2 separate regions of the Homo sapiens genome follow, and region 2 is linked to region 1. Evidence: chromatin loops called from intact Hi-C (ENCODE). Cell type or tissue: GM12878. All regions are shown on one strand. Links, peaks and the distances in the headings refer to the core of each region. The heading gives the core; the rest is flanking DNA. Region 1 overlaps FGF14 (fibroblast growth factor 14). Region 2 overlaps NALCN (sodium leak channel, non-selective).

Region 1 (16,295 bases), core at 4,088-12,087:
TCATTGTCCTGATGTAGTCATGATGACCTAAGTCATCCTTTGATATTGCTTTCATATAAAGGTTGTAGAATATATGAACCAAATCAAAATGGGACAAGGAGAGCTCCTTGCTCACAAAATGCCTCTGATCTATTGTGTGCATAAAGCATGACTTTATGACAAACACATAGAGACTCTAGATGGGGGAAGTTACAGTCCTTGAGTGATTTTCGTATTCAACCCAGTGGGATCACTATCATTTAGTGGTATATTAAAATGCTAATTCTCATCCAAGGTCAAATTCAACTCCATACAAGCTGTTTTAAAATTCAGAATTGGTTGCTTTATGAAAAGTACATTTGAGACTATTTGGAAATAAAGACTATTTGAAAATTTTCCGGCTTCCTTAACTTCAGTACCTCTTGCCATTGTGTCACAGCTTGGGTGTGGTGGGGGAGGTGCAATCTTCTGGGTAGAGACCAGGAATCCCACTAAGCCTACATCGTATGGGATAGCCCTATGACAAAGAATGACATGGCCCAAAAGGCCAATCATGCCAAGCTTGAGAAACTGCTCAGAATAAGCAGGGAGAGTGAAGAAACAAGCTGATGCTCAAACTAGTGAATCTCATTTTGTTGTTAATCGCCCCTTTTCTGCAACACTTGTGGGTTAGGGAAAATAATTCTAAAGCAAGAGCAAAGACAGAGTTGGGAGATCACCAGTGAGGTTCAATTTTCCATCACATTCACTCTGCTCCACACCTCAGATAATCATGTGCTTAACTGCGCAACTTGCTTGACAATTACAGAACACTTTCTCACCCATTACTACCTTGATCCTCACAATTCTGTGGGGTAGTAGGAGCAGATGCTGAAATTGCCATACGCAAATCAGTGAACTGAAGCTTAGAGACCTCCAGCAGGGGCAGAGGGTCAGCGGAAACTATCCCAGGGTTCAGCCAACAAGAAAGTATATTGGAATCAGAGTATTAAAATAAGAATAATAAAACCAACTAAAATTTACCGTGCTTTTTATTTCCACTCAGTGCCAACAATTCTTAACAGTGTCAGTGATGGATCCCTGTGCCCCAGGGGACAGACTTCTTACTAGCTTCTGCCACTTTGGTCAGCTGCTGTTCTGGGGAGGTTAACTTTCTTACTTCAAATTCACACTAGAGAGGAAAAGGAAATGCATACATATAGGACCAAATTTCACTCCTGATGTCTCCACACACAAAGCTCCTTCACCATGCCAGTCTCAATCTGCTGCTCTGGGGAGGTTAAGTTTTGTTTGTTTGTTTGTTTGTTTTTTGAGACAGAGTTTCATTCTTGTTGCCCAGGCTGGAGTGCAGTGGTGCAATCTCGGCTCACTGCAACCTCCGCCTCCCAGGTTCAAGCCATTCTCCTGCTTCAGCCTCCCAAGTAGCTGGGATTACGGGTGTGCATCACCACACCTGGCTAGTTTTTGTATTTTCACTAGAGATGGGGTTTCACCATGTTGGTCAGGCTGGTCTCAAACTCCTTACTCTCAGGTGATCCACCTGCCTTGGCCTCCCAAAGTGCTGGGATTACAGGCATGAGTCACCATGCCCAGCCAGGAAGTTAAGTTTCTTACCTCAAATTAACGCTAGAGAGGAAAAGGAAATGCATAAATACAGGACCAAATTTCACTCCTGATGTCTCCACACACAAAGTTCCTTCACTATGCCTGTCTCAATCTTGTCATTAAAGTGGTATTTCCTTATTAGGAAAAAAAGAACTAGGTCCTTAAAATACTGTTCATTCCATCCCATGGGTTGAGTACATTACATATTGACAGTGGTACATTCCAGCCACCTGAGACAACCAATCTTATGCCAATCAGTGCTACAGAGAGCACCCCTTGCCTTACAGCTGGCCTAACCACAGCTGGGGATGACTGACTGGAGAATGTTGTGATCTTTGACTTTGTCACAGGTAAAATGGTGTTTCTAACTGTAATCACAGGTCTCTGTGCTGTGCCTTTCACTTCATCACACTCTATTCTCTCTAATTCCAACCCTGCCAAACTCATTAGGCCAAATTTGCTTACTTCTGTGCATTCTACACACTTCCAACAAACCCTATGTTTGCCTTTCCTTGTGATGATAAAGAGAAATGGCAGTTAGTGGTCTGAAAGATGGCGTCTGACCTTTTTATGATGGGGCTGAAGGCTGGATGCTGGAGGCAGGGTGTGTGTTTGGTGCAGCACTGATATTCCCTATGGCAGTGTCAGAGCCTGCCTAAATACAACCTACTGACTAGCATGAAAATATTCCTCTGGGCAAGAGGGAAAAATGTGACACCATGGGAGGTAGGATTTGACATGATACGGATTTGGAAAAATGAAATGTGACAATTGCTAATTCCATACAGTTCAAGGAAAACTGGCCTATTTCAGGTTCCCAGCAGGTATTTAATACTGAAGTGTAAAGAAAGATGGCAAACTTACAATTATTTTGATTGAACTATGGTTATCTCCATTCAACTAAGGGAGCATTTGCAGCAATGCCGATGGGCCAGCTATTTTGGTTTTGCCATATTGTTTCATTTCTTGACCCACGTTACATAATCACTCAGACCAACAACAACTGACTGAATTGTTATTATATTTATATGTATTACCTAAGTATATATTTCCTGTTAGTCTTTCAATGGATAGCTCAAAGCAGATAGAGTGAGAAGGACAATTATGCCTTTGCTTGATTTACTTGAATATAATGCCCCTGACAAAGGTATTTTTGATATAATAAATGTGTGAGTTTCTTGTTTAGAATCTTAAACTCGGTCCGAAGGTTGGGATTTTGCACAATGGGGTTAGAAGAATTCACTGAAACACTTATCCAGCTGAAGGCATATATTGCCAATTTCATATTTGTGTCTTGCTATTTCAAAATATTGCATTGCCAGGCAAGATTTACTGCAGCATTCTGTAGCTTAACCCTCTTTCACATAGGCACACATCCCTCCAAGCTTTTCCAAAGCATGTTTAACAGTGCTACTAGAAATCAGACAAAATGCTCCTACCATTTGGATTTTGGCTTTACCAAGTTTATTAAGTCTCTATCAATGGAGCAGGCTACTCACAGCACAGCACAGTACCTCACATGGTTGCTACACAGATCATCAACCTATACTGCTTAGTATTCAGATATCAAAATCAGCAGAATCAAAAAGGGCTGGAATTAGCTGGTTCCTGTCCAATTCTAACTCCCTGGCGGCCTCTCTCTTAGGGACTCTTGTGTTGGTTTGTGTTCCCAGAGATGGGAGCCTTTAATTGTGATTTTAAGCCATTAGATTATGAACTGAATAATGGCAGAGAAATGCCTACCCAACTGCCATTAGTGAGGACAAGCGTTGTTTTCTTGATAAATTGTAATGTTTAATTTTTTAATTGACAAATCATAATTGTATATATTCATGGAGTACATAGTGATGTTTTTATATATAGTGTACAGTGATCAGATCAAGGTAATTAGCCTAGCCATCATCTCTAACATTTATTATTTCTTCGTGTAGGGAACATTCAAATCCTCCTTGGTGCTCTTTGAAACTATATATTATTGTTAACTATAGTCATTGCTGCTAACTTGACCAAGAAACCTAAATAAGCATTTGTCTATAGTCGACCTTTCTGCATGCCTCAGAACAGTAGAAGGGGACTTGCTGACAGAGACCCACAGTCACGTGGGGTCCAAGTTTTGAACTTTCCCCTGACTGGCCAAGTGACAGGCAGCAGTCACTGTGGTCTTTAAAATACCCCAAAATACAACATAGATTGTGGTATAACTTTCTCATCTGAGTTTTCCAACTAGCAAGAAAATCTCTATCTATGTGTGTCATTATGTCTCATTTTTCCTCATTTTTAGGCAGTATATAAGTTAAAGAATCTGGTTTGTGTTTTCTCCTGCATATTCTGTGATTTATTTGAAGGTTCGCAAATTATATAAAGCTAAAAGTTATTTTTACATGTAAACTACATAGAATCACATAGCATTATTTTGTTGTTTTACTATGACAAATGTCTCTAATTTAAGGCATTGGGCCTTATAACCTTTGTTAGTAAATGGAATTGGAGAAGAAGTGTGCCTAATTAATATTTTGGTTTGAAAAGTAAGATTACTGTATTAGAATTTTATCCAAGGATTAAATTTTTAATAGGGTATTTAGGTGAAGTAATACTTTTTTTTTCATCCTTCAAGAGAGTAATTAATTCTACAAAATATTAAGCCTGCTGACTTTGAATATTTTTAAATGCTTTAGATTTATTAGACAAATGCTCATTGTCTACCTGTTGTAGGCTACTCTAGGACTTACATTCCAGTGGAAGAAGACAGATCATAAACAAATAAGTTTCAAAAATCAGTGGGTATTGGGAAGAGAAAAATAAAGTAATGGAAGCAAGACGGGGAATACCAGGGAGGCTGGAAGGAATTAAAGAAAATACTATATCAGGTGATCAGCATGCAATAGATGCTCAGTAAGCACTTGTTACCATTTGAATGAGTACATGGATGGATGAGGTGGTTGGTTAAGGCAATTTCAGAGTATCACATGCCAAAAGCAGTTTAAGGGATGGGGAGCCACTGACGGCTTTTGATCAAGGGAACAGCATGAACAGTTCTTTGAGCACGTGAAACACTGGAAAGCCATTTTCAAAGTGCACTTTATGCTTACTTTTCATCGATTTTGTTGCCACTTTAACTCTCCCTGCGACAGTCTTTGTGACTCTGAAAATTATCATGTGAATAGGCATCATTTAACAATAGGTATTGATAGGGTGAATATTAAGTCACCAAATAAGTGAAGGTCTTAGACAAAAGCCTTTTTAATAGAGGGTGAAAGCTAGACAGGAAGCAGTGAACGTAGAGTAAGCCCCAAATAGATATATTTTATTTCCCAGACTCTAGGAACTGAAATGCTTTCAAAGAATCTGATAGGAATAGTCTTGCCTTTCATTCTCACGTACTGGTTCATATTTCACTCAGGTTTGTTTCCATCAAAAATAGTTCCATCTAAGGATACTTTGTTACCCTATGTTGTATGAAAAAGTGGATTTTCTCTTTAGTTGCTAGTACTGTATTCTGTGCGGAAAAGACCATTGGAGTCACCCCTATTTTTTGCAGGCTCAGGGGTTGGTATTAGATGAAGAAACACAAGATTTCTCTGTCAGTTGGGAAATCCTTTTTCCTCTTAGGAGTTTATTAGGTTTTTTAGCTGCCACTAAGTTTAGCTTATAAGAAGAGAGGGAAACAGCCTCTGAAACTTCCAGGCTGATCCTTTCATTTATCTAAATTCCATTTCTACCTCTGCAGAAAAGGGCTAGATAACAAATCTGATCCTCTTTTCTCTACAGTAATAGCTCCCACCCAAAGACTATTATAAGGCTAAATAGGACAGGATCTTAAGGACTGAGAAGTGCCATAGAGAACATTGCCTCCTCCCTCTTAATTTTACAGCTGAGCAAACTGAAGCCCAAAAGATTAAGTTATTTTCCCAGGAGTCACATCAGTAAGAAGGTCATATGTAAAATTAAAATAGGTGAGACAGTTATTCATTGAATGATGTGAACCTGTCTTTCCAACCTAGGGATCAGATGTTAAGAATCGTAACAATGGGTCGGAAGGGTAATGGGCACTCAGAGAATCTGTATGAATCCCAGGCAACCAAGCTACTATGGGAGAGAAGAGAAATAGCCCAGCCAGATACAGTCTGCATGGGCTGCACCACTGGCCCCACCTCCGCTAACTGCTTATTGCCCACTGATGCGTTATGATCTTTAGCCATCCTGATCACTCTTGGATTCATCACTGCATTCTCTACTCCATCCCAGGTTCCCTAATACATGTACATATATATGTGCCTCACCCCCTCAAGATTCAGACTCCCAGTTGAGAGCATCTCATTGGCCACATGACATCATCTACGGTTCCCTAATTGCTGGGGTTAGTGGAAGGGGACAGAAAAGTTAGGGATAGGCTCTTACCTCTCACCTGTCTTGTGACTCTACCCAAATCAACGTGTGTTTGGATGCAGAATTGTCAAAATGACAATACTCACGATAACTCTGTGCAGTAGTAGCTCTGTTCTGCACTTGACTCAGAAAGCAGTCATAGTCAGAGCTCTGGCATGCTCTAAACCAAGATTTGGTTGGAAATTTGATCTCTCATGGAAAAGGTGCTTTTGTTATTGTTGTTTTCTCATGGAAGAAGCAACCAAACATCTGTTGAATCTTTAAGTCAGATTGTCTCAAAGCATGTTGGAAACAACACCTACATCAGAATCATCTAGGGTGCTTATTAGAGCAGATACCTCATCCCTCAACCCAGAACTGCTGATTTGAAATTCATGGGGCCCAGATACAAATGCACACTGAATTGTGAGGACTGCTGATCTATACTCAGTCACTACATATGTTCCTGTAGGATGTTACATCCTTTCATGGACTTTTTCGATTTGTTGCCAACCACATAGAGAACTAGAAAGTTAGGTCAAGAAATAAGAGAAAGTATTAGGTTTAGATTTCTGGGTGCCAAGCAAGCCCTGCAATTATTTAGTTATTGTGTCTTTATGGTTACTGTATCTTTATTGTTACTAGGTCCACATAGTTACCATGTTATGCTCTACAAGGGCAGAAGAGTAAAATATATTAAGCTACTAGCAAGTGCTCATCATACTCACACTGAAGGAATTTGCTAGCAAAAGCCATATTTGCATTCTAACTTGGTGCAGTGATTTACAAAGTGTGGTCCCTAGACAAACAGCATCAGCATCACCTGGGAACTTGTTAGAAATGCAAACTCGCTCCTACTCTGTCCCCAGACTTACATTTTAACTAGCTTTCTGGGTGATTCTGATGCATGCTAAAGTTAGAACTGCTGCTCTCAGCTTCCATTTCCTTGTCTGAATAAAACAATGATAATTGATCCTTCATAGTTTTTCTTTAGATTATTTTCTGTTGTCATTATAAAACTAAGATAATGTACAAAAAGGCACTTAGTTCAAGGTAAGTGTTCAATAAATAGTAAGCATATTATTGAGCTTATATTTAATTTACAAACACTGCTCTTATTTTCTAATTGTTTAACTTCAAGAGAATCCACAGGTTGCCTACAATATAAGCAGTCATGTTAGATGTTTTATATATATAAGTTCTAAATGGGATGCAGAAGTTCTAAAATTGTGATACTTAACCAGGAAAATGGCAGATTTTTATTCTTCCATTTTAGAAATTAGGACCAGGCTACTTACTTTTCTACTGTCATTTAAATCCACTTTAAGGTATTCACAATGACTTTAACATGACATTAATAAGCTTAGTGGGTCTTTGAATTTCTTAATCCCAGTTTCCTGGGGCTAAATACAATAATCTGTATCTCTTCATCTTTGACACGCTGATAAAAATCCCTGAACCTGGATTTGCATTTGGTTTTCAAAATCAATCATTTTGCTATTCAAAGGCAAGGCAATTGAGTGAGGTTTGAGATTGAAATACATATCAACCCCACTAGAGGGTGACCTTTATCTAAATCAGGGTGCATATAAAGTAAGGGCATCTTCTGTAGCCATCTCATAAAATTGGATTGTATAACTGTTTACTCAAGGTGAAGGAGAGGCTGAGAAGTGATTCTTACATGAATAATTAATAACTTTCAATTTCTAAATAATCTATTAGTCTTGTGGGAATATTTAAAACCAAGCTATTGCAAATTTCTCAGTTTGTATTTTAGGATAAAATTCCTTATTAATAAATTCAGCTCTGAATTTTAAAATTATCTGCTTCAATTCCAATTCAAAATATATTCCCCCCTTTTCTCCCAAAAGACACACACAACTAAACATATGAGAAAATAGAACCCCAAATTTGTTTCATAAAAACAAGCAAACAAAAGGCTATAGGACTTTGTTAAGTTTTATATGGTGATTTAGAAATAAGACAAACATATTCTCTAGATACCAAAGGAGAAAAAGAAAATCCAAATGTTCACATAGTAATTAGAGAGCTCAGTTTAGGTCAACCTTAAGAAATTAATGTTGAACACCATATTTGGTTTATCTTTTATAGTTCAGATTTAGAAAGTAAAACATTTGTGTTATAACTCCTCTGCTAAAATCTCTCGGTTTGATATCAGAGTTCAATGTTATTCTTAAAACCACCTCAATAAATATTTTTTTGTAGTACTTAAAATTTCAACTCAAAATTTGCAACACTATGAATACAAGTAATATTTATGTATTCTGAGCACTTTTTATACTAACTTAATTTTTTAAAATTTGATCTTTAATAATTATTGACAGAAAAAATCTGGGCTCAGGATAGTGCCAATTGTATGAAAATATGTAGATTCAACTGTTATTTGCTTCTTTTCTAGGACAGTTTTTTGTTTGTTTGTTTGTTTGTTTTTTGTTTTTTTGGTGGTGGAGGAAGGAGTCTTGCTCTGTCACCCAGGCTGGAGTGCAGTGGCACGATCTCAGCTCATGGCAACCTCCGCCTCCTGGATTCAAGCAGTTCTCCTGCCTCAGCCTCCCCAGTAGCTGGGATTACAGGCATGTGCCACCGCACCCGGCTAATTTTTGTATTTTTAGTAGAGACGGGGTTTCACCATGTTGGCCAGGATGATCTCAATCTCCTGACCTCGTGATCCGCCCACCTCAGCCTCCCAAAGTGCTGGGATTACAGGCGTGAGCCACCGTGCCTGGCTTTAAGACTATTTTAAAGAGTGTTTCTAGAACACTGAATGGTTATCTTACAAATAAAAAAAACAACTAAACTCATGCAAAACAAGACTACGGCAATTAAACTTGGATTCTCAGGTACAAATGACTTTCATTTTTATCTACCTCTACAAGCCAGAAAAATAGCATATTATAAAAATGCATTTCTATTAAAACACAAAGAAAGGTTTTATGTGGCATGAATTAGTCTAAAATAAATTTTTAACTTTAATCTAAGTTCATAAGGAGATATTAACTTTGGAAAAAGGTAAGTCTTTGAAGGATGGGTGGCTTTATCATTATTGTATTTTTGAAGGAAGGTTGCAGTCTGAATTGAAACCTTTCTTCCAAGAAAATTCAGCCTGCTGTGCTCTCGTACTAAAATAGTATCTGTAACAATGGCATATGATTTTTATATAGAATTGGGAAGAGCTACACTAATAACTTTTACAATCTCTCTTGTTCATGTATTATTTACCTGAGAATAGCTACTCCTGTCTTTAAGATTAGGTACTTTTTCCATTAATTAAAAAACTCCCATTTTAAAACTATAGAAGACGTTCTTGAAAAGTGTATGTGGGTTGAGAATAAGCATATACTCTTATCACTAACCCAGCCTAAAGCTGACATGGGGCTAAACTTTCCTTTGCAAATTAGAGTTGAAAGAGAAAAAATGCAATTCAATTACTTCATGAGGAAGCCACTCAGACTTTCCCACCAGTTGCAGACTAATCAGATGACAAATATGCCTAATTGTTTGTCAACTGATAAGATATGACAGTCCTGTCCATGTGGAGAACAGCAATTCAGGCAGTTTCTTCAATTCTCTCTCCAGTTTGAGATCAAATTACCCCAATTTTTCTGAATTCCTTGAAAATTTGATCTGATTTATTTTTAGCCAACTCTTTTGATCATTATTTTTTATTTACTCATTTTTTTTGGAAGAGACGGGGTATTACTCTGTCACCTGGAGTGCAGCGGTGTGATCATACCTCACTGCAAACTGAAACTCCGAGGTGCAAGCAATCCTGATTCAGCCTCCCAAAGTGCTGGGATTACAGGCATGAAACACCATGCCTCGCCTCTGGTTCTTCATGTGTAACGTAAAGTTTAAGAGGCAATTGACAGACATAAAGAAAATTGGGAAAGAATATACAAGGATTAAGAGGGTGGGTAGTGTGAAGTGAGAATTATTTTATTCTTATGTTATGCATCTTTGTGAAAAAACGTAGCTAACGTGAGCTATTCTAAGTATTTCTAGAATGTCTTCTCTGCATTCTTTTGAACTAAACTCAAAAGTAATTTTAACCCAAAGTTTGATATTTCCAGACATTGTTATGATTACTATATCACATATAGTAATGTTTCTGTAGTATTTGTTTGTATAAGTTTATATGTACATACTTAGATATTTACTCCTTCCTGTTTTCTTGCAACAATGTTGATATGCCGTATAAGTTCTTAGGCAAAAAGATATGTCATTTAACTTCCATTTCTGTTAGGAAGTGTATTCTACTTAGCATTTTAACCCTAGTTTACAGTTAAATGAGAACCGAGAACTGATTTTTTTCTCCAAGTTTAATAACTGTCATCTTCCTCTTCATCATTATTATGAGTATTTTGGATTTTCAGATTCTCCATTTATAGAATGGAAATCACAGGAACTGTTCAACTATTTTTGTTAAGAAATTATTATTATTTTTTTCTTTTTGTTATGGAGTCTTACTTCGTCACCCAGGCTGGGGTGCAGTGGTGTGATCTCGGGTCACTGCAATCTCCGCCTCCCAGGTTCAAGCAATTCTCCCGCCTCAGCCTCCTAAGTAGCTGGGACTACAGGTGCATGCCACTACGCTCGGCTGAGTTTTGTATTTTTAGTAAAGATGAGGTTGCACCATGTTGGCCAGGCTGGTCTTGAACTCCTGACCTCAGGCGATCCACCTGCTTCACCCTCCCAAAGTGCTGGGATTACAGGTGTGAGCCACTGCACCTGGCCATTTGTTATTGTTAAAATGAAGGTATACTCTAGTGATATGGCTTAAACACATTAGAAACACTGACAAAGATAGAGCAACAGGGAAAGATACTGTCTGAGCAGAGCTCTGTGATAACTCTTGGCAACAAAGAAGAAGCTGGCTTTTCTCTACTTTTTTATTAAGGCAGGAGGAAACACACATGGGTGGATGGCTCCTTTGTCCATACCATCTGCACTGAAACAGTGACCATGCGGCACCCTGGATCAGCCCCTAGGAGCCCCAGCAGCTGAGGAGCTTCAGGGAGCCAGAGAAACAGCCTAGGAGACACCTAATCCAACTCCAAACTAGGAAGATGACAACATTCATCCTCAAAACATTCTTAAGAGTAATCTAGCTAGCACGAAAAGGCAAAGAAATGGCTATTCCAGGCACGCGGGCATACGTGGTCTCCAGATTTGGCCGCTTTCTTACTTTGTTTTCTATTTTGTTTTGTTTTTGTTTTTTTCATGGGCAGTGTTCAATGGCCTCATCTGGCTACTTTCTTCAAACATAGGTCTCCTTGCCTGGCATTTAAAGGATGTTTTTTGAGCTTTTACTCAATAACGAGTACCAGAAACTCTCCTACACTGTTGAGATAAACAAGGAAATTTTTTTTTTTTTTTTGAGACGGAGTTTTGCTCTTGTTGCCCAGGCTGGAGTGCAATGGCTCCATCTCAGCTCACTGCAACCTGCGTCTCCCGGGTTCAAGTAATTCTCCTGCTTCAGCCTCTGCAGTAGCCGGGATTACAGGCATGCGCCACCACGCCCAGCTGATTTTTATTTTTAGTAGAGACGGGGTTTCTCCATGTTGATCAGGCTGGTCTCCAATTCCTGACCTCAGGTGATGCGCCTGCCTCAGCCTCCCAAAGTGCTGGGATTACAGGCGTGAGCCATCGCGCCTGGCCAACAAGGAAATTTTAATAAGAAAAATATTGGTTTAAATTACATTTTCAATGACAACAATAAAAATTTGCAAACCACAAAATCCAAAAAAGCAAATCAATATTTAGGAACAAAATACTTTAAGACTTTAAGTTGAGAAGGTGGAACTAAAATAGAATTTAGGTCTTCTTTTACCACCATTCAAATTACAGACCGTGTGTGTGTGTGTGTGTGTGTGTGTGTGTGTCTGTCTGTGTGTGTCTGTGTGTGTGTGTATTTGATCATATATAATATATGGAATGTGGTATTACTGAATTGCATTTGCATGTCATATTTTTTAATTGGGTCATACCATTAAATATATATCACTTATATATTTAAAATGTTGCAAGAGAAAGATAAATTTACCTTAATTCCAAAAGAATTCCTTCATCCTCACTAACAGAACCTGCTTTTATTAGGGGGTCATATGTCCTAATTCTGGAAGTTGATGTTTGGTTAAAGGCTACTAAACAATTATCAAACCATAATTAAACTGTGATTAATACATTTCACTTTTTATATCTGTCATAGCAGCCCCACTTCGCTTATCCAGTGATTAGTCTAGGTGTGGTTATGTGCCCCTGGTTCTGAACATTAAGATAAATAATATTTTTTAGAAAGCTGCTGAGAAACTATTTTCTTTTTCCAAAAAGATAGCCATTTTTTGGCCCTGCCCTCTTCTAGCCTACTTGGGATGCTGTTCTATGAAAATATAATGTTTGGAGCTAGAGCAACCATTATGTGCGAGAACGTCATCAATAACTTAGAATGGCAGAAGGGAAAAAATAGAGAGAACATGAGTTCCTGATGAACTCAGAGGCACTGATCTAACACTAGAAGCACCAAGGTTTAGAGACTTTCTGTATGAAAGGGGCTCACTTTCCACTGCGTAAGCCAATGCAGTTTGGGAAATCCCAAATTCAGCTACAATTCCCTTGTTGCTAAAAGCATTCTGAAATGATACAGAGACTGACTTTGCCAAGTACTTTCATTTAATATCATCATTCATAATATTATTTTTAGTTTAATATCATCATTCACAATATTAAGACTTGTTTGTATTTTATACATGTAGATTACTGTTCTTTTGTATTTTATGCAACTGATTAAAATTTGTATAGAATATGTTAAAAATTCATTTACATCAAATTCTAACTATTTCATTCTTCTCTGGTCAACAGTGCATTAGACTGTTGAAAAGATAAAGATGATATAAACATGTTTTTGATGTTATTTCTAGTGAAGCAAAAACAAGTACTTCATATTTCTATTTTTCTCTTTAATGGTTGATATTTCTTTACTTACAGACTTCATTTAAAATGTGCCCATTCATATTTACTGATAGGAGTTAAAGTGTATCAAAGGTGATAATTAAAAGTGAAATAAAATATATGGTGTAGAATGCTGTTTAATCTGTTTCACAATTGAGTTATTTTAATGAATCAACATGAATATTATGTTACCTCTATAGATCAGATAGAAAAAAAAATTCTCCACAGTAGTCTCTGCAAATCTCATATTCTCACAGGTATGTGTCCAAGGATGGAGTTGTTTTTTTTGTTTGTTTGTTTGTTTTTGTTTTGTTTTGTTTTTTTCCCCCAGAGAAGGTTTCCACATCTCAGCATTATTTTTTTTATATATAACATTAGGGAATCCCATGAATGCTATATTTAGCCAATAGGAACTAGAGCAGGAGTCAGCAGGCATTTTCTGTAAAGTGCAAGTTAAGTGTTTTAGGCTTGTGGGTCAGATGGTCTCAACTGCTACTCCTCCACTGCGTTTGGACGTCAAAAACAGCCTTAGGCAATATGTAAATTAATGGTCTTGGCTGTCTTCCAACCATACTTTCCTTAAACAGTTGGCAGGCTGTATATGACCTAAGGGCTTGTTGTTTTCTCACTCCTGACCTAGAGATTCCATTTTTGCTTCGTCAACCTGGGCTTTTAAATGTGGTTCTTGGAAACTTAATGTATGTATTTTCCCTGATGCATAATTGCTGAGAATTCCTACTGTGGAACTTATTAAGACATCAGTGGGGGAGCCTTTGCAGCACCTACGACAGTTCTGCCTCCAGACCAACATCCTCCTCCACCCTGAGTCAAATTTCTCTTTTAATTTTTTCAATTAATAAACTTTTAAAAGCAGTTTTAGCTTTACAGATAAATTGAGCAGTAAGTAGAGCGTTCCCATAAACCCCTTTTGCTCCCATCCCTCCCTCCACCTATTTCCCTTATTCACATCTTACATTAGTATGGTACAAATTTTATAATGAACGAGCCAATATTGATAAATTAATATTAGCTAACGTCCATAGTTTACATTAGAGTTAACTCTAGGTGTTGTACATTCTATGGGTTTTGTCAAATGTATAATGACATGTATCTACCATTATAGTAACATACAGATAGTGTCACTGCCCTAAAAATCCTGTGTGTTCACTTACTCATCATCCCTCCCTCTCTCCACCCTCCCCCTCTCCTCTAGACCTTGGCAACCACTGATATTTTTACTGTCTCCGTTCTGCCTTTTCCAGAATGTTATATAGTTGGAATCGTATAGTGTATAGGCTTTTCAGACTGGCTTCTCTTACTTAGTAATATGCATTTAAGGTTTCTCATATTTTTTGATGGCTTTATAATTTTCCTTTATCACTGAATAATATTCCATTGTCTGGAAAGCTTGTTTGTATATTCCCCTATTGAAGGCCATCTTGATTGCTTTCAAGTTTTGGCAATTAGGAATAAAGCTGCCATGAACATTTACACCAAGTTTTTGTGTGGATGTAAGTTTCCAACTCATTTGAGTAAACACCAAGGATCAAGGTTTTTAGATCCTATGGTCAGTTATCTTTTCTGGTGACCATACTAGCCCCATCACTCCCAGTTACTGTTTGCATTAGTTTTCATTTTCATTTCTACATCACATAACAGTCACTCCTGTTATTCACAATATTATTTTCCTTCACAAAGACTTCTCCAGCAGAAAAGAAGATGGATGAATGCCATTCATCCCTCAAAATTGGAACCTTTCCTCAAAATATGTGTTTGTGTATGTACTACTATTTTTAAAAACTTTTATAACTTGCAGTTTGTTTTCATCCTTAAAGGTTATTGTCAGTTCATCCTGCATTTTTTTTTGTCATTCTGTATGTATAGTGAAATATAGTCAAGTGCTCTATATCAGTAAGTCTGGAATGTTCCATTCTGGCAGTTATATGCTGGGATACATAACATTGTTGCACAAGCCAGAGTAAGTGTAAAGATTGCTGTATCTTATTTGTGCTCTGACCATAGACATGATCTTATTCTATTCAGGCTGCTACACGAAAATACTATAAACTGTGTAGCTTATACACAACAGAAATATATGTCTCACAGTTCTGGAGGCTGGGAACTCCAGATCAAAGTGCTGGAAGACTTGGTATCTGATGAGGGCTTTCTGGTTTGGGGACAGTGTTTTCTCGATGTGTCTTCACTTGAAAGGGGAGAACTCCAGTCTCTTCAGTCCCTCATAAGAGCACTAATCCCATTTCAGGAGGGATTCATCCTCATGGCCTAACCACCTTCCAAAGCCCCACCTTCAAATACCATTACAGTGGGGATTAGGTTCCAACATATTAATTTTGGGGAGGGACACAAACATGTCAGATCACAGCAAACACCAGCTTTAGTAGTCATCTCTTTAATTATTTCACAATAGTTTATAATTTTTTAAACTATCTGATAGGAAGCTCTCAGTTGGACTGTATTTTTCAAAGTCCATGTGAAGAAAGGGCAAATAAAATTCTGGTTTGAAAAGTAACAAATGTTCTCAGATGCAACATTTGCTAAACTCCAAATCTTTATATAGATTTATATAGACAAAAAGTCAAACGTGTCTCCTAACCCTAACACACATGTAGAGAAAACATTGGATTCTGAACATGGAGGTTGTAAAATAGGGTTTATTTTCCTTTTGCATACTTAGAAATTTTAATTGTGATAAAAATACAAAATTTACCATCTTAACCCTTTTTTATTCTCTATTTCTGTATTTTTGTCATTTTAAGAGTGTTACATAGATGAAATATGACAATATGTAACCTTTGGGATTGACTTTTATTGTTGTTTTGCTCTGTATAATTCTCTAGAGATTTATACATGTTGCTGCATGTATCAATAGTTCATTCCTTTTTATTACTGTCATATTCCATGGTATGGATGTACCACAGTTTGCTTAATCTTTCCATTTTTAAATGTACACTTGAATACTGTTCGGTATATTTATATGGCTGTCCATCAGATCTCCAGAAATCTCACCCTGCGAATCTGAAACTCTTCACCTACCAAACAACTTCCCTTTCCTCCTCTCCCTAGCCACCGGCAACCGCAATTCTAATTTGTTTCTATGAATTTAGCTACTTTAGTTACCTCATATAAGTGGATTTGTATAGTATTTGTCTTTTTGTGACTGACATATTTGACTTAGCGTAATGTTCTCAAGGTTCATTCATGTAACATGTATCAGAATTCTTCCTTTTAAAAACTAAATGATATCCCATTGTGTGTACCTACCAAGTTTTGTTTATTCATTCATCCATTGCTGGACATTTGGGTTGCTTCCACCTCTCAGATGTTGTGAATAATGCTGTTGTAAACATGGATGTGCA
Region 2 (16,295 bases), core at 3,655-11,654, 500 kb after region 1:
ACCTCACAGAGTTGTTGAGGATTAAAGATGTTATTACATGAGCAAGCAACATCTTTGGAATGAATCTTGGCACAAACCAAGCACTCCAGAAAACAGTAGCTCTTATTTCAATAATCCATCCTGTTGGTGTCCATTTTAATTGCGTGAGAAGCCCTCCCCGTGTTTGGCTTAGACTTCCACAGTCTCCTGGGAGGTTTGCTTTCATGGCAGGACTCAGAATCAATGCGGGAAAAAGTGACCTTTCTTGTTGTTCTGCTTGAGGTTGGACTCAGTCCCATTGTTCCAGACTCATTGTCTCATTACACTTTTGGACACAAAGCAAGATGAAAGCGTTGGTTGCTGTTATGAGTTTTATATCTGTAGTTGTCAAAGTTACAGAGACCCCACGTTGGCAAGTCACCTTGTGTGGAACCCTATGGTCAGGTACCATTTTGTAGCCCTGGGCACTTTTATACAATCATGTTTCATAGAAGGTGATTTGAGCTGGTATACAAGACAGTTTGAGCTGGTGTCTGTCAAAATCGTTGACAATGCTGTGTTAGTTTCCTGTTGCTGCTGTAACAAATAACCACAAATTCAGTGACTTAAAACCACACACATGTATTCTCTTAGAACTCTGCAGTTAGAAGTCCAAAATGGACTTCCTTAGGCTAAACACAAGGTATCAACAAGGCTGCATTGCTTTGGGAGACTCTGGAGAAGAAATGGCTTCCTTGCTTTTTTCACATCCTGGAGGCCACCTGCATTTGCATTTCTTAACTTTATGAGAGTCTGTAATGATGTCTTTATAATGCCTCCAAATGGTTGCAAAACTAACACATGCTTTTGTTTTTATGAAGCCAAACAGATTTAGTTGATTTTTGACCATGGAGTTGGGGTATGGGGACAAGGTTGGCAGCCATTTTTATGTTAGTGTAGTCCAACATATTACATTCCAGCCAGCATCTGTGGTATTCTATTCTAGTCATTATAGACTTTTAGAATCATGAAACTGTGAAGTTGCAAATAATCTTATAGGTCACCCAGTGCAGCCTGCTATTAAGGAGTATCCCCTACAACAGTGCTTCTCAAAATTCAACATGCTCACGAATCACCTGGGAACCGTGTTAAAGATACAGATTCTGATTCAGTAGGCCTGGGATGGGGCCTGAGATCCTGCATTCTTAATAATTGCTTCCAGGTTGCTGCTGGTCCAGGGACCACACTTTGAGTAACAATGCTCATTCCTGACAGATAATGCTGCCTTGGGGATTAATCTAGTATAGACTCTTTGTATTTTGAAAATTCCAGCTGTCATATACACAGATAAGTAATTTTTGGATCAAAGCCAAACTAAAAACATATCCAAAACTCCTCTGCTTTTAAAAAATGTAAACCAAAATGACATTGCAATTAAAGGAAACTTTAAAAAATCAAATGTGTATGTGGAGTCTGAAGGACCTTATATTAAAATATATAAATAAAAAAGAATATGCACACACATATGTGAATCCACATATGTATGTACTCACATACACATATACTAGAGATGTATGTGTTCATCTGTCTACATAGATAGGTAGAGGGATAGATCATGCATCCATATTAAATAATGCAATTGTGAAGACCTCAAGTCATATAATATTTTGTGGTACTGACTCAGCTTTAACATTTTCCTTTATATTAATTTTTATTAGAAAATAAAAAATTGAAAAGTATAAATTTGGACTTTCCTGTAGATACAAGGATGAATCTAAATGTAATGTCATCAGCCTTTTTACATTAAAGAAACTGATAGCCAGTTTCAAGCACTGGCTGAAGTGAATTGAGTTGAAGTGGGCCATGCCACTAGCTCTAACTTTAAAGCTGGAGTTACTGATTTTAATATTTAAATGTAGGTACTGCACATATTTATCACCTTAATTCTTATTTAATATTTGAAAGTTACTGCTTTGGAGAAAGTCAGCTAAGCAATGGTGATTATAGTGTATCAAAATCCATTGTAAGTGATTATTTTAATAACTCTGAACCAACAGGGACATGTAGACATTCAGACAAAAAACAACCTAATTATAATGACAGCACCAAAGTGAAGCTGTGACAGTTACAAAACCAATTTAAAAGTTTCCTGACAGCCATGGCTAAAAGCTTTGTTTGGATCTTTCAGTAATAACAGTTTACTTAAGACATAAATCCACAGCTAAGGAAAATAGAAAAAGAAAGTTGTGGCTTTTCTGCCATGCAGATGAAATGGAAATCAGCAGAAATATTTCTAATAGAACATTATGCTGAAAGGAGTATAGAAAAGGAATAATAGTAATGGAATTTAACTCTCACAATGCAAGAAAGACTAAATAACAATAAAAATTTTAATGAGCATAGAAATGTGCCAGATGATTTGCCTATCTGTGTTATGAAGGTCAGTCATTTCTGCAAGTAAATTGATGTGCATATAAACATGTTGATTGGCAGCTCTGGAATTTGATTTTTGTATTACCTGTAAAATAAAGTCAAAGGGAAACGGATATGCATCAATAGCCACGGTGACAGGAAGCCTTAATAAAAGTCTACTTTCCCGATGTCACTGGCATGTCTCAAATTATTAGATCCTTATCAATGTTACTTACCTCACTAGACTATGGGCTGAGTCTGATATGCAACATAATTAATTCTTCAACCTCGGGTAATTAATTTCTCATTCCCGAACAGAAAAATGCTTGATTCACAAAATTGCATTCCTTTTTTCTGTAAACCTTTGTAGAATATTTGTAAGTGTAATCACTGTTCTAAGCCCTTTACATATATTGACTCATTTAAAATTAATAACAAGTCTTTGGAGTAGGTACTATTTTCTCCACTTTATCAATGAGAAAACAGAGGTTTAAGTAACTCCCCTGGGGCCACAGTGCCAGTAAGTGGTGGAGTTACGGCTCCAGGCAGTTTGGCCCAGAGCACCTGATGTAGGATAAGGAAGACCCCATGAAACACATACATAGAGTCATGGAGACATTGGCAGTGCTCAGAAGAGGCAGTTCTTGTTCTCTTACCCCATTTTAGTAATAACAGTTTGCTTAAGACATAAATCCACAGCTAAGGAAAATAGCTCTTTGAGCTGCAAGGACTAAAGGATTCTCAGGTCAGACCAGACAGTAAGGGCATGTGTTAATAAATACCCAGAAGAAATGAAACCTCAGAAAGAGGATGTGTGGTGGCGCTAGTCCCTGGGCAGATGTGGCTCAGTGGTGTGTTGTTTGTGCTCAGTTCCTTTCCATAGGTCTGCTTCTCTCTCCTCTTTCTGCTGCCCAGGGCCTTCAGCCTCCACTCTCTCCATTTAAGTATTCTCTACCCCACAGTGGGCAGCGGGCCCCAGAATGGACTTTAAATAGACTAGGGTAAAATGACTTAGTCTCTCTGAACTGTGTGAAATGTGAGTAATATATCTCACCATATAGAGCTATGGTGGATATTAAAGTAGATAAAACAAATAACATTTGAATAATGTGGATTATGACCAAGTCGGATTTATCCCTGGGATACAAGGATGATTCAACATATGCAAATAAATGAATGTGATACATCCTATCAACAGAATGAAGGATAAAAGCTATATGATCATTTCAATTCATGCTAAAAAAGCATTTGGCAAAATTCAACATCTCTTCATGGTAAAACCCCTCAGCAAAACTGGGGATAGAAGGAACATACATCAACATAATAAAAGCTATATATGACAGACCCACAGCTAGTATCATACTGAATGGGGAAAATCTGAAAAGCCTTTCCTCTAATACCTGCAACATGACAAGGATGCCCACTATCACCTCTGTTATTCAACATAGTACTGGAAGTCCCAGCTAGAAAAATAGGACAAGAGAAAGATTAAAGGGCATCCAAATTGGAACGGAAGAAGTCAAATTATCCTTGTTTGCAGATGATATGATCTTATATTTGGAAAAACCTAAAGACTCCACAAGGAAACTATAAGAACTGATGAACAAACCTAGTAATGTTGCAGGATACAAAATCAACATACAAAAATTAGTAGCATTTCTATAAGCCAACAGCAAACAGTGTGAAAAAGAAATCAAGAAAGTAATCCCATTTACGGTAGCTACAAATAAAATAAAATTCCTTGCAATTAACCAAAAAATTGAAGGATCTCCATAATGAACACTATCAAACAGTGATGAAAGAAATCGAAGAGGACACCAAAAATGGAAAAATATTCCATATTCATGGATTGGAAGAATCAATATTGTTAAAATGTTCATACTACCCAAAGCAGTCTACAGATGCAATTGAATCCTTATCAAAATACCAATGATATTCTTCACAGAAATAGAAAAAAATTCTAAAATTATATGAAACCACAGAAGAGCCAAATCTATCCTAAACAAATTGAACAAAGCTGGGGGAATCACATTACCTGACTTCAATTTATAATTCAAAGCTACAGTAATCAAAACGCCGTGGTACTGCCATAAAAACAGACACATAGACCAACGAAACAGAATAGAGAACCCAGAAGGAAATCCACACACCTACAGTGAACTCATTTTTAACAAAGGTGCCAAGAACATACACTGGGGAAAAGAGAGTTCCTTCAATAAATGGTCCTGGACATCCATATGCAGAAGAATGAAACTAACCCCTATCTCTGTAAGGTACAAAAATCACATCAAAATGGATTAAAGACTTAAAGCTATGACCTCAAACTATGAAATTACTACAAGAAAACACTGGGGAAAATCTCCAGGACATTGGACTGGGCAAAGATTTTATGAGCAATACCCCCATAAGCACCGGCAACCAAAGCAAAAATGGACAAATGGGATTACATCAAGTTACAAAGCTTCTGCACAGCAAAAGATACAATTAACAAAGTGAAGAGACAACACACAGAATTAGAGAAAATATTTGCAAACTACCCCTCTGACAAAGGATTAATAACCAGAATATATAAGGACCTGAAACAACTCTATAGGAAAAATCTAATAATCTGATCAAAAAATGGGCAAAAGATTTGAATAGACATTTCTCAAAAGAAGACATACAAATGACACAAACAGGCATATGAAAAGGTGTTCAACATCATTGATCATCAGAGAAATGCAAATGAAAACTACAATGAGACATCATATCACCCCAGTTAAAATGGTTTATATTCAAAAGTCAGGCAATAATAAATGCTGGTGAGGATGCGAAGAAAAGGGAACCCTTCTACACTGTTGGTGGGAAGGTAAATTAGTACAATCACTATGGAGAACAGTTTGAACATTCCTCAAAAAACTAAAAATTGAGCTGCTGTAATTTAGCAATCCCACTGCTGGGCATATACCCAAAAGAAAGGAAATAAGTATATCTAAGAGAAATCTTCACTCCCATGTTTGCTGCAGCACTGTTTGCAATAAGATTTGGAAGCAACCTAAGTGTCCATCAACAGACGAATAGATAAAGAAAATACAGTACATATGCGTAATGGAGCACTATTCAACCATAGTAAAGAACAAGATCCAGTCATTTGTAACAACATGGATGGAACTGGAGATCATTATGTTAAGCGAAATAAGCCAGGCACAGAAAGACAAACATCACATGTTCTCACTTATTTGTGGGATCACAAAATCAAGATAATCAAACTCATGGACATAGAGAGTAGAGATTGGTTGCCAGAGGCTGAGATGGGTACTGGGGGGACGGGGGGAGGCAGGGATGGTTAATGGGAACAAAAAAAATAGAAAGAATAGATAAGACCTACTATTTGCTAGCATAATACAGTGACTGCAGTCAATAATAATAACTGTACATTTTAAAATAACTTAAAGAGTGTAACATAATCATTTGTAACTCAAAGGATACCCCATTCTCCATGATATGCTTATTCCCCATTGCATGCCTGTATCAAAACATCTTGTGTACTCCATAAATATATATGTGTATATATATATATTTATGTGTGTGTGTATATATATATATATATATACACTTACTATGTACCCACAAATATTTTTAATGTGAATAATATGGCCTGGAACATAGTAACCGTTTAATACATGATAACCTTTATAATAATACTCATTATGGCCAGGCATGGTGGCTCATGCCTGTAATCCCAACACTTTGGGAGGCCGAGGCGGGCGGATCATGAGGTCAGAAGATCGAGACCATCCTGGCTAACGTGGTGAAACCCTGTCTCTACTAAAAATACAAAAAAATTAGCCAGACGTGGTGGCGGGCGCCTGTAGTCCCAGCTACTCGGGAGGCTGAAGCCGGAGAATGACGTGAATCCAGGAAGCAGAGCTTGCAGTGAGCCAAGATCACGCCACTGCACTCTAGCCTGGGCGAGAGAGCGAGACTCTTTCTCAAAATAATAATAATAATAATAAATAATACTCATTATTTTTTAATGTTTAATTATCTTTATCTTAATGTAGGCAGTAGACTTGGACCAGACTTGGGTTCCAGTATTGAGTCCATCTTCAATCCCTGTTTGACAGTGGGAAAGTTACTTAACCTCTTTGAGCCTCAGTTTCCTTATTAGAATAGGTTCCTAGGGCTGTTATGAGTTAATTTATGTAAAGCACCTAGAAAAACTCCAGGTAGAGAGCAAGTATGATGTACATGTCACTTACTAGAAGTTGTAGTAAAATTTTCAACAAATATTTATGGAAGTAATAAGTAAAAAATAAATCTCAGGTTTCTCTTACTTTTCCAGTTGTATAATAATCATCTCTAAAATATTTTCATCTGCAGTATTCTCCCTAAACACAGAATAAAGAAATACTTGTTTTGTGTTACTAGCTTTTTAAAAGCCATTTATCCATACAGTCAGAATTAAGGATAAATACTACCCAACCAACCAATTAAAAATTAAGATGCAAGCCATACACAAATGATATATGTTTTCCATTTTTAGTCAAAAGTCTCTGAAACCATCTTCCTAGTCACTGTTTAGCTGCCTGAAAGAAAGGTTCCCTTGCCTGCCCAGTTCAGCAGTGTGGGACATGGATGGCTTTATCTTGGAAGCCCTGTTTTGCATAGCAGCACATCACAAAGGTGCTGTCAGCCAAGGACTAAGTCAATTACACTTAATCATGAGGTTTATTTCTTTGTTAAGAGTCTGTCTGTTTCGCCCCCTCAGAAAATGATGCGGTCATCCGTTTTCCACATGTTCATCCTGAGCATGGTGACCGTGGACGTGATCGTGGCGGCTAGCAACTACTACAAAGGAGAAAACTTCAGGAGGCAGTACGACGAGTTCTACCTGGCGGAGGTAAGCAGCTCTCCACCGTGCAGATCGCTGGGCAAGGAGCAGGTGAACCGCGGACAGTGCCTCTTAGAGATGCAAAAGTGAAGTGTAGCCTGTTCATTACTTGACTTTCACCAAAGCTGAATCATTGTCTGCTTCTTAAGTGGTTCCTCTGGTCACAGTGTGGCCTGATTCATTTCCTGTCACCGCGGGCCTGAGTCATCTTCCTCACAGTATGTCACGTTGCCAGGGTAACCCTTTTCCCCTGGGTCTTACTCTAGAATCTTGCTGTTTTCCTATCCACCTCTTATTATCTCTCCCTTTCTCAGCGTACATTAGTTTGTTTCCTACTAAGTACAAGCAGGCACAGATTCAGAAGATCATAAATAAGCTGGTCAGCTCAGCAATACGTAGAAGAGGGCTGGAAGGACATATAGAGAGATGGTAATGATAAATTACTCCTCTAGAAACGGGTGTTACAACCTACATTAAAGACACCAATTAAAGGTAGGTTTCATGATTAAATAAGCATCTCCCTAGCACTCTACATATCATATTACAGTTTTGGAATAGTACTTCCTATTGATAAGGTAATTTTGTTAATACCTGATTCTTAAAATATTTTAATTTTTATTTCTTTCAATAAGCATTTTGCATTTATATTAAAGCATTTTAATAATTTTCCAAGATCTTTGTTTTTTTAATGTAAAAACTTACCTAAAATATATCTCAGAATTCAATGGTTACATATTTACAAAAAAATTGATTGACAACGTAGAAACCCATTCATTGTGTGAGTGAGGTATACATACACAGTTGTACAACGCTTCAATAAATCCAACCTATGAAAAAGTAAACTGAAAAGACAGAAAAAAGTCACAATTTTATTATTTTTACCAAAGCATTTTTCACATAAAAAAAATCAATTTGCCATATAATTAAGTGTTATTACATTCCTAGAATTCTCTCAGTACATTTAAAAATTGATTTGGTTAATAAAAATTTAGTCTACCCACGCACAAGCTTTTCTGAAAAAGAATTGATTGCATGTACCTAACGAGCATAGACATCTACGTGGATATCAAGAAACTTTTAAGTAGTCGCTTCTGAATTCTCCTCTTCATGGAAGTATGTCTCCTGAAACAAAATACCGTTAATACAAAACTTTTACTGGGCTACAGTCTCTGTGATGCAACATTTGCCCAATGGCCACCTGGTATATGGAGCTTACAATCTAGCAAAAAAAAAAAAAAAAAACAATAAACAATAAGAGTTTTGTGCTATGGAGAACTAATGACAGGGGCTGATGAAGAAATTATATCCAGCCCAGCCTCTGAAAAATAGGTATAATTTTGCTGAAAATCCAGCACACGATGAATGGATTGTCAATAAAAGCAGAGAGAAGGTCGGGTATGGTGGCTTACGCCCGTAATCCCAGAACTTTGGGAGGCCAAGGCGGGTGGATCACGAGGTCAGGAGTTCGAGACAAGCCTGGCCAACATGGTGAAACCCCATCTATACTAAAAATACAAAAAATTAGCTGGGTGTAGTGTCGGGCACCTGTAATCCCAGCTACTCTGGAGGCTGAGGCAGGAGAATCACTTGAACCTGGGAGGCGGAGGTTGCAGTGAGCCAAGAGCGCACCACTGAATTCCAGCCAGGGTGACAGAGTGAGACTCCATCTCAAAAAAAAAAAAAAAAGCAGAAAGAAGCCTAGACTGATACTAATATTTGCAGGTAAATTTCTAACACAGGGAAAGAACAATGAAGGAAGCCTCATCAAGTTATTTCTGTTTTTCCCAGGAAGTAGGAAGCAAGGTCTGCATCCAGCCAGATGATGAGACAGTGAAGTGGGAAGTTGGCAAAGAAAGGGGAGAGGGAAGAGGTGCCTGGGGTTAGGCAAAAAATTAACAATACAGCAAATGCAACATTAAAGATCCATTTAGGACTATGGATTTACAGTGATACCAATTCAGATAGCTCTGCGACTTTTTAGCCCTGTATAAGAAGAGGGAAAAGCAACATTTAAATCAATCCACCTTTAGGGATTTTTTTCAGGTTAGGGGAACTGAGAAACAAGGGGAAAAGATGGATTGCTGGCAAAGGAGTTGAAATGATGACCCTGTGGTTTCTGTTGGATGTGGAAATGGGAGGAGAATGGAGGAGTGAAGGTGAAGGATCAATGGTCTCTATATGGTTAAAGGACGGGTACCACCAAAGTGATGGAATAATAGAACCAGAAGAGGTTATGATCAGAGAGTGGAGTCCAGGATTTTACAATTCCAGGGTAATTCTAAGTAATGAAATATAAAATCTAGGGTGTCACGTGAATGTGGGTGGCTTAAACATATTGATGGAGTCAAGGCAGAAATGGAAACGACTGTTGAAGCTAAGGCGCTGGCTGAGTCTTCACATGGACATTGAAGTCACTCAGAGTGAGGCCAGTTCTTGGAGAGAAGAGTGGAGTCAGGGAGCAAAGTCACGGGGAATGAGCGAGTGACTGATGAACAGATTGACAGAAGGACAGAAGACAGCTACAGGGAGAGTGGGTGACAGCATGGTTTAACCTCATGGAATACGTTGCAAAGGAGTATCAAGGAGTAATGGATGGGCACCTCTTCCTCGTCTACATGTTCTACTAGAAAGGGCTGGAAAGGGCTGCAGGGGTAACTCATGTATTTGAGAGAGAATCAGTTGAGGCACAGACAGAAAGTAGATTCTGGGAACAGAGATTGATAATGTAGAGGACATTATTTAACGTAGGAGAGACTCAAAGATTAGTTCAAGGCTCTGAGGAGGGAGAAGTGGGAAGATCGATGAGACAGAAGAATGATACAAGAGTAATAGCATCAGTAGGTAAAGATTTGCTGGCAAAAATGCCAGGAAACAAAAGCAGAAATGACCACAAGAGATTACAGTTATGCTTATCTCTCTGGGAGGAGGAATCTGCATCTGCTCCTGAGGGAATCTTGACATTAGAGATTACAGTAACATTGCTTTTGTGATCTAGCACAGGGTGGGCAGGTGGTCACACTAAATCAGTCCTGGAGCATAAGTGAATAGGCCCTCCACACTGGCAACAGCAGGGAAGGGAATTCTTTAGTAAATTTTACCTAACTTTTTCATGTACAGAATTGATCCTTTCCTAATGTGTTTATGTATGGTAGATGATTTATCCTCATACCTTAAGAAATTCCAACAAAATGTCAAATAATTGAATGTTGTAGAGTTGACTGGTTACTATTTAAGTGTATTGTAGAGTCCAGGGGTAGTTGGTAAATCCTTGTCTTTTTTCTTTTTTATATAATATTAAAAATAAAAACAACCTCAACAACAGACAGACAGGATTGGATGGTGGAATTCAGTATATATTATGTGTCCAATAATTGTTGTCCCCTGACAATAATAATAAGAAAGGGTGTGGGAGGAAACTTTGAGAGGTGGTGGATATGTCAATGGCATTGATGGTAATGGTTTCACAGGGGTACACTTATTCCCAAGTTCATCACATTGGTACATTACATGAATGCAGCTTTTAACATGTCATTCATTCTTTTTTTTTTTTTTTTTTTTTTTGAGACAGAGTCTCGCTCTGTCGCCCAGGCTGGAGTGCAGTGGCGGGATCTCGGCTCACTGCAAGCTCCGCCTCCCGGGTTCACGCCATTCTCCTGCCTCAGCCTCCCAAGTAGCTGGGACTACAGGCGCCCGCCACTACGCCCGGCTAATTTTTTGTATTTTTAGTAGAGACGGGGTTTCACCGTTTTAGCCGGGATGGTCTCGATCTCCTGACCTCGTGATCCGCCCGCCTCGGCCTCCCAAAGTGCTGGGATTACAGGCGTGAGCCACCGCGCCCGGCCACATGTCATTCATTCTTAACAAAGCGGCAAATCAGTTAACCAGCTAAAAACTAACTTGAAATCCTGGAAAAATAAATAAATAAATAAACTAGGTAGTGGTGATTTTGTTGACTTAAACAACCAGATAGACCCCATCAGTGTACTCTTGAACTACTTAAGCATTCTGAATTTGTTCCACTCTAGGTTTTGGGGTTTTTTTGTTGTTGTTTTTGTCTCCTTTTTTTTTTTTTTTTTTTTTTGAGACAGTCCCACTCTGTTGCTCAGGCTAGAGTGCAGTGGCACCATCTCGGCTCCCTGCAACCTCTGCCTCCCAAGTTCCAGTGGTTCTCTTGCCTTAGCATCCCAAGAAGCTGGGATAACAGGCACACCCAGCTAATTTTTGTATTTCTAGTAGAGATGGGGTTTCGCCATGTTAGCCAGGCTGGTCTCAAACTCCTGGGCTCGAGCGATCCATCCATCTTGACCTCCCAGAGTGCTGGAATTACAGGCGTGAGCCATCACTCCTGGCCGTTCCACTCTGTTTTTGATTTTGTGTGTTTGACTTTCCCCAAGTATGTTTCGTTTTTATTCAGATTACATTGCCATTTCTCTTTGTATCAGAAACTTATACATGAGACAAAGTGATTTGTTTCAAATGAATGTGAAAAAGTCACTTTAATTAAACTTACTTTTTCATAATATATTCTATTTTTATAAAGTTTATAAAGATGTCTTGAGTTTAGGCCAGGGTTTGGCAAACTCTTTCTTGCAGACCCAGATAGTAAACATTTTGCCTTTTGTAGACCACCCTCTCTCTGTCTCAACTACTCAACTCTGAAATTGTACAAAAGTGAGTGTGTCTCAGAATGGTTGTTTTCCAATAAAACTTTATTTACAAAAATGGATCTTGGTTTAAGCTATAGAAACAGAGAGCAATGTCAAATAATTGAATATTGGATTATATTCAATTATTTAAAATACAAATAAATAATAACATTTTGTGTTAAAGTCAAATATTTTAATACTGACAACAATAAAGCTATGATTTTTGGGGGGCCCATTATGTTCTAAGTGCTTTAAAAGAATTCATTGTCTCATTTAATTCTCAAAATAGTTATAATAACAGCAATTCAAGTTTATAGACTATAATGATGCAGTATGTAAGGCAATAGCATTATGTAATATTTTGAAAAGTTTATTTTAAAAATGGATCACAACAGGTCATGAGCTTTTAAAGAAGTTATTTTTTAAGTTCCCACATATTCCAGAATAAATTATTTAGAAAATCTAAAATAAAGCACTTTACCCATTAAGAGCCAACTCACAGTCTAAAAATCACCCTTTAAGAATAAATTAAGATACTTAGCTTCTGTTGTGAAGCTGGGGACTTGTTTTGTTACTTTGGATTAATTAACCTACATTTAGAATTAGTTAAGAAACAGGAAACAGTTTACCTCTTTTGTAGCCTATGCATAAACAGAAAAAGGTAAAGTTTATTTTCCTCTGTAAGAATTTTAACTTTTCATTGTGATCTAAGAGAATATATTATTATTGCACATTAAATCATATGTTATAATGAACATGATTACATTTTAAAATATATATTATTTTCTTAAGAAATAAAATATAAGCAATATTTTTCTTATTATTATATGAATGTATTTGTATCCATTAGACTGTACATTTAACAAAATTTATCAGCACAGCACAGGAGATTAAAAGCTTTATCTTCTTTTATCTCAATTCTTCTTTTGAGAAACTCACAAACAGATGGGAGAGATACAACAAGGAAGGCAACGGACCTACAGAGAGGCCCAAAGTTAGCTCTGTGTCACCCCCTAGCATTATCCCCAGCTATGTTCTCTGATTTCCTCTAGACCTATCTGAATGGGGAGCTCAATCCTCTTCCACCTCCTGGTGTTAAGTATTAATGAGGACAGTCATGTTTTCCAATGAAGCCAGAGGGGAGAAAGAAGTCCTAGGACTCTGTGCTACATACCCCACAGTAAATTAACTAGAACTCCTCTTACCCTCAACTCTGTCTATCCCTCCTACCCAGCCTACTCCCATATCTCCCCAACTTGTCATCAGCCAGGCAGGCTCTTCCCCTGCTACTCATGCACAGCAATTCCACTCCACCCCCAGACTTGCATCTTCACTTGCTTTTTGTTCAGCAAAACAAAAAGCTCTGCTATTAAGAGGATCTAGATTCCTCAGAAAAGAAAGTATCATCTATTACTTAAGCCCTCTTAGTCCCCCACAGGAAATATTTATTTTAAATACATTCAGAGTTTCTCTGCAAAGATTTCACATGGATATAAAATTTTTCATCTCATTTCAATTATAAAGTCAGAGAACAGAGAGGAAGAAGGGCCTAGTATCCTTTCTTACATGGCAGTTGTGCTTGGTGATGGGGAATCAGAGGTAAATAAAGTAAATAAGATATGGCCATCGATGTGTGACTCTAAGGACCTCTTTCTACTCTTAGAAGCTATAGTTCTGTGAGATTATCTGGTGTAATCTTGAGTGAGGTGTATACCTAAAATTTGTGGCAATAACATGATTTATCAAAGAAATTTTAGTGACTCTACAAGAAGAAATTAAGAACAATTTCCAAGTCAGTGTTTGTCTCAACACATCATATCCATATGAGCAGTTTTAGTTATTAAATCCGTGTTTCCAATAGATCTAAAAATCATTCTCTATTGTGGTAGACTAAATATGTATTAAGTTGTCTTGTCGGAGGGAATGAGTCATAAACTGCCAAGGTGCTAGTTCGCTGAGAGAAGTTACAGCTTGAGAGAATGTTGTTTCTAAAACAGATTATTGATGAAGCAAAACGTGCTGAGACTAAATTAATTTTACACAAATAAGATTTGGGCAGGATTAGACTTATTTATGTCAGATACCTATGATGTCAGAAGCAACCATTAGCCTTTGTGTATTAATATGATTATTTTGCAGGATTCTTTTTCTATGGTTATTTTTCCTTCTTTTTGAAATTTCTATCCTTTGAAAATCTGTGACTTTCTTTTATTTCCTTCTTAATTAGAAAGTATTTCATAAATTCAACACATAGAGAAAATATTATAACCAATATTTGTGTGTCCGTCACCCAGATTTTTAAAAAATTAATAGTTTTTCATGTTTGGGTCAGGTTTTTCAATCAGAAATAAAACATCATTAGTAGAGTAGAAGATCCCTGTGTACCACTTCTTGATCTCCTCCTTCTCCCTAATCCACAGAGAACTATATTCATCATATCAATGCATGCTTTATAATAGTATGAAGTATTAAGGTGCCACTTTTTCAATCCTCATTATATTTGGGAAATTGATTCATGTCGATTGAAGCATGAATTTATTTGTTCTGCATGTAAGGGCAATGGGTATTTCAATTGCTTCCAACTTTTTGCTGTTGAAAACAATACTTCAGTAAACATTGTCATTAGAATTTCTGTGCCACATTTGGGAGAGCTCTTTCTAAATATATACCTAGACTTAAAATTGTGAATTTGTCAGATATGCTCACTTTCAACTTTGCTAAATATTGTTAAATTGAACTTCAAAGTGCTTGTGTCAATTTACATTCCTACCAGGATATATGAGCAGCTCTACTTCATACTACTTTTTTTTGTTCAGGATTTTTAAGTTTCTTACAATCTCATATAATCATTATAGTCTTAATATACATTTTCTTGGTTACCATAGAGATTTGACCTTTTTTTCGTATTCTGTCAGCCCTGAATTTCCTCTTCTATAATTTTGCCTGTTTAATCTGTACCCTAATTGATTTTTCAGTTATCTAGTAGTATGCAGTGCAGACATCTCCCAGCCTTCAGCTTGTCTTTTAACTTTTATTTGCTGTCTTTTCTTCAATAGAAGTTATTAATTTTAACACTGTAAGATATAGTCATCTTTAATTTTTGATTCAGTGCTTTTTGTGTCTTATCTATACCAGAGTCATTAAAGACATTCTCTTATAGTAAAGGCTAGAGTTTTCAAGTTGTGCTTTTTCAATTTTAGACTCCAATACATTTGGAATGAGATAAGGACTTGATTTTTTCCCCATATATAAACAATTGTCCTTCGAAGATTCATTGAAAATTCATTCTTTCCTCACTCCTGTAGTGCAATTTCTGTCATATATCAGGTTTACACATGTGCACAATTGTGTTTCTGGACACCTCAGTCTGTGTCTATACATCAAAGCTTTAGTTGATAACATGTTGTCATAAGTGCTATCCTTTATAATAAACCTTGAGATCTATTAGGGCAAGCTACTGATGTTGATATTCTTCTTCAGATTTGTTTTATCTGTTCTTGGTCTTGCTATTCTTGCTCTACATTATGAAAATTTAATTCATTTTAGTAATGAGATTTTAATTGATGTTAAGAACATCTCTATTCAGTTATTCTAACCTTCCTTAGTGTTTTCCAACAATGCTTTATAATTTTCTCCAAAGGTCTTCCACATTTTTTGTTACATTCATGCCTACATATCCTACAGTTTCTTTTGTGAATGAAATAATTTCAATTACATTTTTATTGATGTAGGAATAATATTAATTTTTTATATTGACCTAATTCATAGCCAGCAACTTTACTACAATTGGTTGTTTGTGATCATCCATAGACTTGATTGGAATTTCTATGTAGATAATTGTATCTTCTGAAATTAAGGTTTTGTCTTTCCACGTCTAATTATCATATCTCTGATTTTTTTCTTCTTTTATTATCCGGGTGTGGGTCTCTAATAAAATGTTGAATAGAGGCAGTGATAGTGGACATGCTGGGTGTTTTTCTATATTTTGATACGAATGCTTATGATTTCATCATTAATGTCATTTGTAGGTTTTTATAGATGCCTTTCATCATGTTAATAAAGCTCACTTCTATTTCTAGGTTGCCAAGAGCATTTCTCATTATGAGTTGAGTATTCAATCTTCTTCTACCTATACTGAGCTGACTACACAGACTTTCCTTTTTAATTTCTTAGTGCAGTATATTAGAATAATAGATATTTTGATACTGAAACTATTTTAGATTCCTGAAACACTTGATTTTATAGCATTACTTTTAATAAACAAATCCAATAAGCTGACATTATATTAGGAATTTTCAATCATAAGGATAGTAGTTCTGTGATTTTATTTTCTTTTACATTGCTAGTCTGATTTTGTTAGGGAAGTTACACTTCCTTTCACAAATGGAATAGACATATTTTTCTCT

The links. Hi-C counts contacts between places; a loop is a spot of excess contacts. Peaks named below come from ENCODE experiments on the same cell type or tissue, not always from the same donor. Only the 100,000 strongest peaks of a DNase experiment are listed, where the experiment ranks them.
Region 2: a loop joins it to region 1, with 2.3 times the contacts of the local background. A loop is called at or near these places in 2 of 110 quality-filtered maps.

The regions. Positions count from the first base shown.
Region 1 is chr13:101,748,856-101,765,150 of GRCh38, reverse strand. The region is part of intron 3 of FGF14 (fibroblast growth factor 14); the gene reads left to right. Among named protein-coding and RNA genes, the nearest start is that of FGF14, 160 kb to the left of the region's middle. RefSeq lists an enhancer at 13,215-13,716. In GM12878, for the core only: a CTCF peak has its summit at 7,512 (motif pointing right); no DNase peak of the experiment used is centred there.
Region 2 is chr13:101,249,400-101,265,694 of GRCh38, reverse strand. NALCN (sodium leak channel, non-selective) reads left to right here. Exons shown (of 44, transcript NM_052867.4): 11 at 7,121-7,252. Among named protein-coding and RNA genes, the nearest start is that of NALCN, 160 kb to the left of the region's middle. RefSeq lists enhancers at 7,540-7,599, 6,930-8,129. In GM12878, for the core only: a CTCF peak has its summit at 7,311; a DNase peak (open chromatin) is centred at 7,424.